Linked DNA regions of Homo sapiens: regions 2, 3, 4 and 5 are each linked to region 1. The links are chromatin contacts, found by Hi-C or POLR2A ChIA-PET in ENCODE. All regions are on one chromosome and are shown on one strand. The core of a region is the stretch at or near the end of the contact, and the rest is flanking DNA. Distances in the headings are between cores, read along the strand shown.

Region 1 (2,838 bases), core at 39-2,538:
AACTGCACCCTGGGCTTTACTGTTCCATCTCTACATTTCCTAGTAACGTAAGCGGAGAAAACAGCAGTTTGTTAAGAACCTTTAATACACTGTGATAGCCACAAATCAAAAGTAAAAATAGCATTTATTCCTGCCCTGTGCTCATTCTTCCTGTAAAATGGCTCACTGCCTTAATGTTGCTGCTGATTCCGTTCCTGTTTTGTTTCCGGTTTTTTTTCCCCATGCTCACAACCTGAAAACAAGAAAGCCACTATTTTTGAAATATCCCATTTGAATAATCAAGCACTTTAACCCGTATTATCTGACTTGCTCTGATAACGCTGTGAAGTAGGCAAGGAAGGTACTGCTAGCCTGATTCCTCAGAAAAAAGGATTCAGCATTAAAAGGTCAAGTAACTGCGACCAACCAGACACAGTCTTAGTCGGGTCTGGAGAGGAAACAAGTTCGCAAACTGTTAGTCTAGTAGTTTCTTCCTAATAAGAAAGACCAGCTGGAATACTTTGGGACGAAAGACACTGCAGACATACTGGCTATTAAAACTTTTAAGACATAAATTTTGTAGGTTTCGCCAACACAATTTCTTCTGCGACTGATTTCTTTGTCTCCGTTCCCCGAGAGCAAGTATAGTAACCACTTGTGCTTGGAGCACAAATCCAGTAAGACAAAAGAAATGACAGGTACACGTGTCACAAAGTATCTTATTTAACACACCTAATGCTAGTTCAATTTTTTTTAACGCTAAAATGGTCACAATGAAATGGTCACGATGATTAAACACTAAGCACTGCAGAAGGCAACATCGTGCGATCGAAAACCCTGAGTGAATGTCGGCCTTCCTCCGCCGCAGGGGTTGCAGCGCAGGGTACGCGCACGGCTCGGCGCCCCTCACCTTGGCCAGGATGTAGTGCTGGTAGGCTGCCAAAGGCAGCGTGACAGCACCCCGTAAGGCCACGGTGGAGAGCAGAATGCTGCCCCACCAGGGCAGGCCCGTGGCGGCGTGCACGCCGAGCAGTACTTCCTCCGCAACCCGCACCGGCGAAGACGCGGCCAGGGCCTCGTACCAGCCGTTCGCATGTACTGCAGAGACTGGTGCCACTGCCCACACTGGGAGAGTGGGGCGCTTGGCGCCGCTCGTAGGAACCGGCGCAAGCGGCAGGTCCCTAGCCCAAAGCTGCAGGGCAGGGAGCGGCCGCAGCCACCGACCGCCGAGCCGGCACAGCATTTCTGCACCACGGCGGAGCCCAGATCCCGGGCCTCACAATCCAGCGGACATACACCGGCCAGCCAAGGCTGATACGCGCACGCGCCAGCAACAGCGGGCATAAAGCGCATGCGCGCCTGCCTGCAGCCGCGATTGACCTTCCCAGTCAAGCCGGTGACGTCTTGCGTCGCAGTGGATGTGACGCAAGAGATAGGAAAGTCCCGCCTTTCCCACGCGGCACTGGACAGGCCTACTGCGCACACGCGAAAGTTTCCCGCTGCTAGGGTGTAGTTAGTCCGAGGCCGGACCAAAACTGCAGAGACATGGGTGGAGCCTGCTGCCCTCCGCCAGGCTGGGTGTTCTTTAGGGAGCTCTCGCCTTGTAAAGTTCATCTACACCGTGTAACTTACCATTCTTTTTCACTAAAGCTAATAGTCATTTGTAGTGGAATTATCCTTGCTCGGTTTTTTGTGACCAGAAGCTGATCCCCAACCTCTTTACGTGCACCTGATTGCTTCCGTTAGCGATTACGATAGATTATCATACTCAAGAGTCACACGTTGCTAAAGTACCTGCTTGTAGAGAGACGCATGTTTCTTGCTGACTCTGAGTGTTAAGCACGAGGGATAGTTCAGTCTCTTGTAGATTTAATTGGCCCATCTGTTCCAGTTAGTATTTGGACCACCAACTGCAAACTGAATTTCTTCGGTGTTTTGTCTTCCATGATAAATAGCAGCAAAAATCTTATAGTAAAAGTATCATCTCTTTATTTAAGGGAAACTATCACTGGCAGTACGGTGAATTCCTTGAGTTTACTTGTATCCTATATAAGCTTTAAAGAGCCTGAACAGCAGCACTGGCTGTCTTCTGGTTTAAAGGAATACGTTGAATCTACATGGACTATATAGTTTTAACTTTTGTGTTCCTGGAAACAACAAAATGGAATGTTGTGGAGGAGTTTCCTCACCGAAGGGTCACCCCTAGACTACAGACTAAAATATGTTGTGAGGAGTAAACCTTGATTTTTATTTATTTATTTATTTACTTACTTAGGAAAAGAAGCCTCCAACAATGTTGGGTAATGTCAAACGCCAGCTATTGTTTGCCCTTCACTGTGCACCTAACCAAGGGTACCCTACGATAACTTTCTCAGGATTCTGGAATTCATCTGCTTTCCAAACTGACTGATAAATCTATACATGAATTTTTAAATGTGTTTAAACACACAGCACAACACACACTATATATAAACTTTTTCTAAAAGAAAAACCTACCAATCTATTTCTTTATCCATTTATTAAGCTAACAAAAAAGCCATCAGTTGCTACTGACTACTGTTCAGCTGTTCATAATCTGAACAGAATTTTAAAGTTATTTTTGCTAGACACAGTGGATCACGCCTGTAATCCCAGCACTTTGGGAGGCCAAGATGGGAGGATACCTTAAGGGCAGAAGTTAGAGATCAGCCTTGGCAACATGGCAAGACCTCATCTCTACAACAAATACAAAAATCATCCAGATGTGGTGGCTTGCATCTGTGGTCTCAGCTACCAGGAGGCTAAGGCGGGAGAATTGCTTGAGCCCCCCGGAGTCCAAGGCTGCAGCGAGCAATGATCGAGCCAGTGCACTCCAGCCTG
Region 2 (2,700 bases), core at 112-2,611, 3.0 Mb after region 1:
AGCTTCATAATTCTAGGAATCAATCACTGCTGATTCATATGTTTAGATATATTCATTTCTGTCTTTCTGTTTCTTAGGCCAAAAAGAAAAAAGAAAACCAATATTTAAGAGGTGAGAAAAGTAACAGGAATTTCCTATCTATTTATACACATACACACAAACACAACAAACCTGTAGTCTTTGCTGCAGAAGCAGCTTGTTTTTCATTCCATAGGGTATTTTTTTTTCTGTGCATTGAATTAAAATTTGTAAACAGCAGGAATTGTGGCTTGTTAAAAGAAAAACCTTAGACAAATTAAATTTAGCAGAGCTTAATTGAGCAAAGAATGATTTGTGAATTGGGTAGCCCCTCAACCAGAATAGAGAGGTTCCAGAGCTCTGTGTGGTGAAAGAAGATTATGGATAGAAAAAGGAAAGTGACGTAGAGAAAATGGAAGTGAGGTACGGAAACAGCTGGATTGATTACAGCTTGAAGTTTGCCTTATCTGAGCATAGGTTGAACAGCTGGCTGTCCTTGATTGGCTGAAACTTGGTGATTGGCACAAGAGTAGATTACAGTCTGTTTACACATCCAGTTAGGTTACAGTTCACTGTGTATGAAGAAACCTTTAGGTTATAGTTCACAATGTATGGAGAAACCTTTAGGTTATAGTTCACAATGTATGGAGAAACCTTTAGACTGAACTTAAAATATGTAAAGAGACAGCTTTAGGCTAAACTTAATTTAACAGACTTTTTGGTTGCCTTTGGATTGGTGGGGCAGGGGAAGAATCTAATAGCAGATATTTGCTTTGCAAGGTCCAAAGATCAATTTTGTTTTCTTGCTGTCTTCTCGTTATTTTCTCTTGTTTTTTTTTCTTTTTTTTTTCCTGAGCTTTATTTGCATCTCCAGTCCTTTTCTCTATCCTTACTTTTTAATTGACTATAATATGGAATTGAATTTTTTAAAAAATCTGTTAAATTTATTTTTAAAAGTTTATTTCTTGGTCTTGCATTTAAAAGGCTGTGAATTGAACCTTTCTTCTTTAACTAAAAAAAACTGTAATTAAGTGGCTTTTTTCTTAAATATGTTCTCAACTAATTTTCCTCCTTGTAGGTAGCTTAAAGGAAAAAGAAATGTCCTTTCAGTACTCTCATTACATATTCAGGCAATCCCAATTTGTATGGACAACTAAATTAAAGTAACAAGTGACTCTGACAATTTAGAGAAATGAATTAGTAAAGTTTAGTAGCATTAAGCACAGGAGGATTTACTTAAGAGAAAAAGCAGGCAAACTTTATAAACACAAGTTGGAGAACTATCAAGTTTGTACATGTCTCACAGAGATGAAGAATACAGAATAAACCACTGGCCAAATATAAGTTAGATATGTAACACTAACACATAGAATTAGCAAAGAGGATGTTGTGGGTTTATATGGAAGAAATCTGTTTGTGAGTCACTGGTTAGGAAATCAGAACCTACTTTCCTATAGATGTCAAATGGTAAGGGTGATTGTTCAGTCTGAGAGGTCCCTCCAGGGCAAGGAACCTTGTCTAATTTATCTTCCATCTCATCCTGTTGCCTTGCATGGAGTCAGGTCTTAAAAAACTCATTTCCGTAGTTCCTGGTTTATAAAGTCTAATTAACATGTAAGATACCCCAAATTCAAGCCTTTGTCCTATTTTCTTCTTAACCTACTGATGTCAGATGTTTTTCTATTTTGGAACATAATACTGTTGTAGAATATTGTGGAATCATAAGTTACTGATTAAGTTACTGATATCATAAGTACATTGGTAATATATAACCAAGCCCAAAGAACCCTTATTTCATATCAGTTTGATTTATTTTGGCTGTGACAATCAACTGTTTTCTCTCTCATGAAAATCTCTTTTCTTGAGGCTTCTTATTCTCCTTCTCAATCTCCTTCTTGAAATCTTGTCTCTCTCTGCACCTAAATGCTAGTGTTCTCTAGGGTATTATGCTCTCTATCTGCAAGCCTACACACCTATTGGCTAACATGGTAGGCAGAATAATTATTCCCCAAAGATTTCCATGCCCTAATTCCTGGAATCTGTGAATATGTTATATTACATGGCAAAAGGAACACTGGACTTATATTATGGACCTCAAAATACATATATACATTGGGTGGACCCACTGTAATAACATGGGCACTTAAAAGAGGAAGAGGAAGACAGAGCAGTCAGTTAGAGAGATGCAGTGGAAGAGGCAGGAGGTATTTGATTATGAGAGATTCCACTTGCTGTTATTGGCTTTGAAGATGGAGAAAGTGGACCACAAACCAAGGAATGTGGGTGGCCTCTGGAGTCTGTGAATAGCCCTCAGCTGACAGTCAACAAGGAAACACAGGTCTCAATCTTAAGTCTTCAAGAAACTGCATTCTGCTAACAACCCGAATGAGCAAAGAAATTGATTCTCTTTTAGACTCTCAGAAAGTAACTTAGCCCTGCCAACACTTTGATTTTAGCCTACAGAGATCTATGTTAGGCTTCTGATCTAGGAACTTTAAGATAAGAAATGTGTATTATTTTAAGCCACTAAGTCATGATAGTTTGCACAGCAACAGTAACAAACTATTGCAGCTAATGACTCTCAAATTTAAATGACTATCTCAGATCTTTCTCTGAACTAGTCAGTTGCCTATTGGATAGCTTCTCTACAGTATCTGGCTGGAACCTCAAACTCATTACATT
Region 3 (2,828 bases), core at 38-2,537, 2.4 Mb before region 1:
TCCTCGGCCTCACAAGTGATGGGATTACAGGTGTAAGCCACCACACCTGGCCCCAAACAGTTTTTAAAAGACTTCTTAATTACGAGAATGGTACATGGACTCAACCTCAATGCCTAGTGAATATTACGATGACTGGCATCTGCCTCTTTAGCAACCCAATTTTTAACTCTCAGTAATGTATTTGCTAAAAGTATATAAAATATTATAGCTTTGAAAGACTGTGTATTAAGGTGGTATTATCTTTTTATTTTAGAAATCTTGAGTGTACTTAGAGGTTTTAAAAATTAAATTTTACATTTGAGTTCAGAAGCTCTGTTTTTAAATAACAGTGCTGAAGAATAGCAAAAATGTGTGAGACTGGAACGGTGGCTCAAGCCTGCAATCCCAGCACTTTGGGAGGCCTAGGCAGGAGTATCACTTGAGCCCAGGAATTGGAGACCAGCCTGTACATAAGCAGACTCTGTCTCTACAAAAAAAAAATTTTTTAAATTAAAAATAAGTTAGCTGGGTATGGTGGCACATGCCTCTGGTGCCAACTACTCAGGAGTCTGAGGTGGGAGGATGGCATGAGTCTGGGAAGTTGAGGATGCAGTGAGTCGTGATCACACCACTGTATTCCAGTCATGGTAATAGAGCGAGATGCTGTTTCAAAAAAAAGTTTGTAAATAGAAGGTAGCCTAAACTTTTCAGGGTTTGTCACATGAATTGTTTTGTTCCAAAATCTTGCAGGATATAATATCCATGAAATCAATCTGCTTCAATGCAGTGTGAAAGGAGACTTCTGATGTGCCTTGTTGAGGATTATGTCTCTTTCTGAGTCTTTGAGTGCTGGTAATCTGCTAGGTTTTTATACTTCTAACTTTAAATCTCATAAAACTCTCTGCCATGCCTTTTAAAATTTGATTTTATAAATGTACAAGTAATACATGAATCTATGCTCATTGTTTAAATGTTTCATAATACATAAGTACAGTTACAAAGTGAACTTTCCTCTTTGTGGACCTCCAGCACCCTCTCCCCGGTTCCTTATTGGAGGATGCCCACTTTTGAGTTTGGGGAGTTTTCATCCTGAACTTTTTCATGCATTTACAGACATGTATGTTTTTATATTTCGTGGTGGCTTTATCCTCTTGGTGTATGTATGACCTTCCATGCCAGTTTCTCAGCAACTACAATTTGTAAGGAGGATCTGCTTGCAGGCCATGGTGTAATACTTTTAATGCTTTCCTTTTCCATCCTGCCGTTAGAGATCGTCTTGTGAATGGACAGGATAGACAAAAGATGGCTTCCCTTTAGTGTTGGTTGGAAGAGTCACCCTGCTGTTTGCACAGTTAACAGCTTCTATTTAGTTATTCTTTTCTCCTTCCAACTCCCACAACTACGGCAAACATTGTTCAAGGCAATGCTATGCAAATAGCCCACATCCTTGCCCTTGTCTTTTCTCTCCCAGTTAAGGCAGTGTCCAAAAAAGTGTCCCACTCACCAAGTAGCAGCTTTCTGTATTTTTAAGTGCTGTTTTGAGATAGGAGGAAGGCTAGAAGAGGAATAGAAGAAAAAGAATCTTGAAAAGGACTGGCAGCGTTACTATGACTACCCACTACAAAGTTGAGTATACTTAACAGCGAGTGCCATGATTAAGCCCCGGATAGTGCAGAGAATGAGGTACCTAGAAGCCTTTGTCTCTGACAGATGCACTTGAAAAATCCATTGTATGGGGAAGGAGGTTCGAAATATACATGTAAACCCAGGAATTAGTGTTTAAGGGGAGAAAATTTATGCTTGCAGTTTCATTAACATATATACACACACAAGTATACAGATATGTATATATCATATATATTGCATGCATGCATGTATGTATGTGTAGATTGTATATGTGTTTGTGTAAAATATATATATTTTAGTTTTTCCTCTGTGGACATTTCTGTTATTGTCTCTCTTCTTTTTTAATTGTTTAGTAGTACTCTAGAAAACAGTAAAGGTCGGGTGCGGTGGCTCACGCCTGTAATCCCATCACTTTGGGAGGCCAAGGCAGGCGGATCACCTGAGGTCGGGAGTTCGAGACCAACCTGACCAACATGGAGAAACCCTGTCTCTACTAAAAATACAAAATTAGCTGGGCATGGTGACGCACACCTGTGATCCCAGCTACTCAGGAGTTTGAGGCAGGAGAATCACTTGAACCCGGGAGGTAGAGGTTGTGGTGAGCCGAGATTGCGCCATTGTACTCCAGCCTGGGCAACAAGAGTGAAACTCCATCTCAAAAAACAAAAAAAAAGAAAAAGAAAACAGTATACCTGGTCAGGAATTGAACACATGTTTTTTGTTTTATTTATTAAAATTTTTAATTTATATAAAGAGATATGTCAATGGGCCAGGCATGGTGGCTCATGCCTGTAATCCCAGCACTTTGGGAGGCCAAGGCAGGCGGATCACTTGAGGTCAGGAGTTCAAGACCAGCCTGGCCAACATGGTGAAACCCCGTCTCTACTAAAAATACAAAAAAATTAGCCAGGTATGGTAGTGCACGCCTGTAATCCCAGCTACTGGGGAAGCTGAGGCAGGAGAACCGCTTGAACCCAGGAGGCAGAGGTTACAGTGAGCCAAGATCCGCCACTACACTCCAGCCTGGGCCACAGAGCAAGACTCCGTCTGGAAAAAAAAAAAAAAAAAAAAAAAAAAAGAAGTATGTCAAAGAAGAGCCAAAGTGAAAATAAACAATTTTTTTAAAAAAGAGATGAGGTCTCACTGTGTTGCCCAGGCTGGTCTTGGACTCCTGGGCTCAGGTGATCCTCCTGCCTCGGCCTTCCAAAGTGCTGGGATTACAG
Region 4 (2,700 bases), core at 143-2,642, 2.6 Mb after region 1:
CATTAAGAGAGTATGTTTTATTAAGCACTAGGCTTTAGGTTTATCATACCAATGACAAAAATAGCTTGAATCTATAACCTGGATTATTTTAAAACATTTTGTAATTGATGTCCTCAATATTTGAAAGCACAAAGTGAACCAAAAAAAATGACTTTAAGCATGTCTGAGGTGTTCTGAAGCATATCCCAAGCTAACATTAATGCAAGTTGACTGCTTCAAGTTTATTCTCCCAACCAATTGCATATCTGGACACACCACATTGAACACACCTGCTTTTTCAAGTGACACTGTCCACAAATACTTTAAAAGTATCACAGCCTACAAAGCCTCCTGTTTCCTGAAACAGTTACTCATAAACTATAACTTCTCATGCCTTCTACTCTTGAACGGAAAGGTAATACAAACGAAAAAGAAACCTGGCCAATGGGCAAGGTGTTATTTCTGGATGGTTCTAAAAGCAACAATTTTGATAAAAATATTTGGAGAATGCTAATTTTTTATTTTGTTTAAGACAGATTAAAGGGCCGGGAGCGGTGGCTCACGCCTGTAATCCCAACACTTTGGGAGGCCGAGGCGGGCGGATCACCTGAGGTTGCGAGTTCGAGACCAGCCTAACCAACATGGAGAAACCCTGTCTCTACTAAAAATACAAACTTAGCCGGGCGTGGTGGTGATGCCTGTAATCCCAGCTACTTGGGAGGCTGAGGCAGGATAATCGCTTGAACCCAGGAGGCAGAGGTTGCGGTGAGCCGAGACCATGCCATTGCACTCCAGCCTGGGCAACAAGAGTGAAACTCCGTCTCAAAAAAAAAAAAAAAAAAAAAAAAAAAAAAAAAAAAAAAAGATTGAAATCTTTTATAGATCAAAGAACGAGATAATAGAAGCTTTAAAACGTACTATACTTACCGTTTCTTCAATCCGTTCGCATAGAAAGACCCAAAGGTTTTCAACTTGGAAACAAATTTGAGGTGAAATGCATATGGTTCGCAGGTCCAAAAGATGCTGCCTAGCAAACTAGCAATTCCAGCGCTGTTGTGATTTCTTCTGCGGACGCAGTCACGAGTCCAGGGCGAAGCAGGCAGGGAGGCAGGTGGGCCTCGGTCCGCCGCAAGCTCACACTTAGGAGGACCACGGGCCGCATGCTGTCGTCGTCAAGGCAACGACCTCACTCTGTCCCCAACCATAGGCACAAAGTCTTGGGAGACAGATACGGCCCAGGTCAGAATGCGTTCACGGCAGGCACCAACACCTGTGAAGGCCAAGGGCTAGAGAGCAATTAGCTGGGTGAGAGGCACCACCTCCCAGCTCGTAAGGCGCCCAGTACCTGGAGCCTGGGAACCTGCACCGCTCCAACTACCCCTGGGCGAAGGCGTTGGCCGCGGAGCTGCAAGGGGGGGCGGTTTCTCACCCGCCCCGAGAGCGCCAGGCCTCCCTTCTTCTGATTGGCCGAGCCGAGTCGTCACGAGCCATGATTGGCTCAGGGCCAACCACCCCGCCCCTTCACCTAGGGCTCGGCCCAGGTTCTGCTCCCTGACACGCAGAGGCCCTGCGTCCCCACACGCCTTGGTTCTCGTCAGGAGGCGCCTTTCTGCCTTCCCCAGCGGGAGGAGGCGATTGTGATGCCCACGCGAAGGGTAAAGGTGGCGGTTATGTAGGACTGCGAAGACTATGCAAAATGCGATACGGTTTCCCTCATAGCATCGCCGCTGGGGCAGGGGCGGGCGCCGGGCGCCCTGAGTCGCGTAGGCGCGGCCTGACCGGGATTCCATGCTTCCTTTCTGTTCTGGGCGGTGGGGCCAGTGTGAGCCAGGTAGGAGATAACGGTGACAGTTTAGGAGGTGATGATTAGTAGGCGAGGCAAGGTGGAAGAAGGTAGGTGATGACAGACCTGACGTTAGGAGGGACCTTGGGAAGGCCAGTCTGGCCATTGAAAGTGAGGGAAAACACTGAGATGGAGGAAGGGGAAGAGAGGGCATGAGTGGAATGGGAAAGCGCTGGGATGGCTGGGGATCTGGAGGACACGCACAACACCCGCGTATGGCAGCCAAATGGGGTGGAGTTAGGGCTTGCGATAAAACTTGCCTTAAATGCAAAAATGCAGCTCAATCCACGACTGAGCAAGACTGGTAGGTCAGAATCATGCACAGGCTTAAATCACACAGGAACAGAGCTTACCCCATTTTCAAAGAATCTGAGGCAGCGAGGAGGCCATAAGGCCAGTAAAATAACACTTTCAATCATGATAACTAAATGTTCATGATCATTTTGGTCTCGAAACTACTTTGATTTAGGGAATAGAGTGTCCTGGATAGACAAATGTCTACCATATACCCTAGTCAATATTAAGGTATTAATCATTAATGTTAAGGTATTGATTCCTTCTTGTACATTAAGAAATAGACATTCTTTTTATAGTCTTTTGTGAGTTTGGTTAGTTTGCATTAATCTCCCAGTGGTTAATTACCTTGGTCAGACTGCTTAAAATCTAGTTCCTGAACCTGTAATATTGAGAACCAGACCTGAGGCCTAGTTATGGAAAGAATAGAATTATTTGGTCAATTCAAGATGTGACTCTTAGTGTAGCAATTAGCTCTGTCCTTAGCTGTGTCCAAGTTGCGAGAAGCCCTGTCCCATTTGGTACCTCTATAGGCTATAAGAGAATCTGATGAACTTCTTTTATATGGGGGTAGATTCAGTTTT
Region 5 (2,797 bases), core at 237-2,736, 2.1 Mb before region 1:
GAGACAGGGTTTTGCCATGTTGTCCAGGTGGTCTTGAACTCCTGGGCTCAAGCAGTCCGTCCACCTTGGCCTCCCAAGTGCTGGGATTACAGCCATTTTTTTTTTTTTTTTAATTAACTGAAGATTGTCATGGGAGAGAACAGTGGCCTATGAGTGAGGAAATCCGAGATTCAGAGTCTTTGGTCTGTCACTAGCTATGTGACCTTGGGCAGATGACTTAATTTCTTAGTTTCTATTTCCTCTGCCTACTGGAGGGTAACGAATGCTTCTTCCATTGGGTTAATGTGAGACTTGAATGACAGAATGTATATGAAAGCTTTTCATAAACCAGAGTCCTGTATAAACACTGTCATTATCTCCACTCATGAAATTCCCAAGCCCAGTGTATAAACTGTTTGTGCATTCCAGTTTTTTGTTTAGCTGTCTTACAAATGTATGGCATTATTGCATAATAAAATGAACATTTATTGAACACCTCCTGTGTGTAAAAGCGAAGTGTTAGGTGCTTGCTGGTGGTGGGAGGAGAAAGGAAGGGGTTTAGAAATAAACAAGATGTGCCGGGCGCAGTGGCTCACGCCTGTAATCCCAGCATTTTGGGAGGTGGATCATGAGGTCAGGAGATCGAGACCATCCTGGCTAACACGGTGAAACCCCGTCTCTACTAAAAATACAAAAAAATTAGCCGGGCGTGGTGGTGGGCGCCTGTAGTCCCATCTACTTGGGAGGCTGAGGCAGGAGAATGGCGCAAACTCAGGAGGTGGAGCTTACAGTGAGCCGAGATTGTGACACTGCACTCCGGCCTGGGCAACAGAGCAAGACTCCGTCTCAAAAAAGAAAAAAAAAAAAAGAAATAAGATGCGGTCTCTGTCCTCAAGAATCTTAGCACTGGAGACCAGCGTGTTACATAGATGTGCTCCTTAATGGTTGTTTTAAACTCTCAGTTCCAAGTCCACTGGCTAATGATGGTTAAAGACCCTTGCACTGCAAGATATTGCATTGAGTATACAAACTTTCTTGGGTGTATGTGTGAAATAATTGCAGTCTGTGTTCATCAAAAATTAGGAATATAAAGAAAAAAATTGCTGTCAGCCAGGCGCAGTGGCTCATGCCTGTAATCCCAGCACTTTGGGAGGCTAAGGTGGGCAGATCATCTGAGATCAGGAGTTCGAGACCAGCCTGGCCAACATGATGAAACCCCCGTCTCTACTAAAAATACAATAATTAGCCAGGCATGGTGGCACTCGCCTGTAATCCCAGCTACTTGGGAGGCTGAGGCAGGAGAATCGCTTGAACCTGGGAGGCGGAGGTTGCAGTGAGCTGAGATCATGCCACTGTACCCCAGCCTGGGCAACAGAGTGAGAATCTGTCTCAAAAAAAAAAAAATTGCCGTCAATACCACAGTTATAAATATGTGTAGTGCATTCACCTATTCAAAACAGCAAGAATTTTGCCGAATTGAGCTTCCGGTTTTTAGTCAGATGCTGTTTTTATTGTGTGGATGCGGGGGCCTCCCCTGCTTGTTCTTGGCATTGCTGCCACTGCTGTTCCACTTTAGCATCTTGGTTTTTAACATGGAGGGGAAGTGGTAGGAATCCTTCGGTGCACTCGCTTCCTGTAGTTCACTTGGGCATTTCAGGTAGATATTGGAATGGGCTGGAAGTGGTCTGCAAAACTCCAAGGCATAGAAGGCCTCCCTGAGATGTTTGCTTACCACTCCAGCCTCATCCGTGCCTTCCTGCTCTAACATCCCTCCCCCACAGTGTTCAGTGATTTTATTTGCATTTCTCTCAACCTGCTTTGCTCCATCTTTCTGCCTTTGTAAATGCCGTTCCTGTTATTCTGGCTGTTATTCTTCTCCTCCCCACCCCCATTTCTTTAGCTCAGGAGCCAACTTTTTCCCTGGCCTGTGCCCCCTTCCCAGTTTGTTAGATACCATTTCAGTGCCCTTTATAGTCCTTATCATAGTCCTTTCCAAAAAGACATTGTACTCCACCCACTGTCATGTGTATGATCTCTTTGAAGATGGGGCATTTTCAAAAAATGTTTGTTTTAAATCTCTACCACCTAGCATAGTGCCTCTTAGTAACAATTTTTTTTCCTGACTAATCAATGACATTTTCAAGAATTTTGTTTTTTTTTTTTTTGAGATGGAGTCTTGCTGTGTCACCTAGGCTGGAATGCAGTAGTGTGATCTCGGCCCACTGCACCCTCTGCCTCCCGGGTTCAAGCGATTCTCCTGCTTCAGCCTCTTGAGTAGCTGGGATTACAGGCGCGTGCCACCATGCCCGGCTAATTTTTTGTATTTTTAGTAGAGATGGAGTTTCACCATGTTGTTCAGGCTGGTCTCGAACTCTTGACCTCGTGATCCACCGCCTCAGCCTCCCAAAGTGCTGGAATTACAGGTATGAGCCACCACACGTGGCCTGACATTTTCAAGAATTTCATCACGGGTGGTGAGAGTATGAGTGATTCTCCTCAGTCTGTTGTATGTTTTTCCATTGTAAAGATTTTAGGGAAAATATTAAAAGGTGGCTACTGTGCACAGAAGAGTTTAGAATACCTATTTATTGGATTTTTATAATAAAAAAACTTTTTTTTAATAGACACGGGGTCTTGCTATGTTACCTAGGCTTGTCTTGAACTCCTAGGTTCAAGTGATCCTCCCACCTTGGCCTCCCAAAATGCCGATATTACTGGCGTGAGCCCCTGCACTCAGCCTTATTTATTGTATCTTTATCACATAGTTTTGTAGAGACCTTCTTTACAGGATTGTCATATACCAGGCACAAGTTTCCTA

What was found. A loop is a pair of places that touch in the nucleus more often than their neighbours do. ChIA-PET counts read pairs that join two places held with the same protein, here RNA polymerase II (POLR2A). Pooled maps may share reads with other maps.
Region 2: a pooled map shows a loop between it and region 1 (6-fold over the local background). The contact joins the enhancer-like site here to the promoter of COX18 in region 1. A Hi-C loop is called at or near these places in 2 of 50 pooled maps.
Region 3: a pooled map shows a loop between it and region 1 (5-fold over the local background). The contact joins the enhancer-like site here to the promoter of COX18 in region 1. A Hi-C loop is called at or near these places in 13 of 50 pooled maps.
Region 4: a pooled map shows a loop between it and region 1 (6-fold over the local background). The contact joins the promoter of CDKL2 here to the promoter of COX18 in region 1. A Hi-C loop is called at or near these places in 4 of 50 pooled maps.
Region 5: a pooled map shows a loop between it and region 1 (2.9-fold over the local background). The contact joins the enhancer-like site here to the promoter of COX18 in region 1. A Hi-C loop is called at or near these places in 1 of 168 maps with a recorded cell type or tissue (B cell) and 2 of 50 pooled maps. POLR2A ChIA-PET finds 5 or more read pairs at or near these places in 1 of 52 experiments (T-cell).

What each region holds. Positions count from the first base shown.
Region 1 is chr4:73,068,428-73,071,265 of GRCh38, forward strand. It overlaps COX18 (cytochrome c oxidase assembly factor COX18), which reads right to left and starts at 1,289. Exons shown (of 6, transcript NM_001297732.2): 1 at 890-1,289. The coding sequence starts at 1,222. It overlaps LOC112268467 (a long non-coding RNA gene), which reads left to right and starts at 1,519. Exons shown (of 2, transcript XR_002959797.2): 1 at 1,519-1,602. RefSeq lists enhancers at 608-1,123, 1,058-1,577, 1,124-1,640.
Region 2 is chr4:76,058,515-76,061,214 of GRCh38, forward strand. It overlaps a transcript of ART3 not described here. Among named protein-coding and RNA genes, the nearest start is that of ART3, 15 kb to the right of the region's middle. Within about 2 kb of position 1,362, at least 4 of the 41 ENCODE cell types and tissues checked have a DNase peak (open chromatin) inside an H3K27ac peak, as active enhancers do.
Region 3 is chr4:70,708,409-70,711,236 of GRCh38, forward strand. It overlaps a transcript of RUFY3 not described here. Among named protein-coding and RNA genes, the nearest start is that of RUFY3, 12 kb to the right of the region's middle. Within about 2 kb of position 1,288, at least 2 of the 41 ENCODE cell types and tissues checked have a DNase peak (open chromatin) inside an H3K27ac peak, as active enhancers do.
Region 4 is chr4:75,629,136-75,631,835 of GRCh38, forward strand. CDKL2 (cyclin dependent kinase like 2) reads right to left here and starts at 1,393. Exons shown (of 14, transcript NM_001330724.2): 1 at 907-1,393.
Region 5 is chr4:70,926,170-70,928,966 of GRCh38, forward strand. All of the region lies in intron 1 of MOB1B (MOB kinase activator 1B), which reads left to right. Among named protein-coding and RNA genes, the nearest start is that of MOB1B, 25 kb to the left of the region's middle. Within about 2 kb of position 1,487, at least 3 of the 41 ENCODE cell types and tissues checked have a DNase peak (open chromatin) inside an H3K27ac peak, as active enhancers do; they include B cell, where a contact is called at or near this core.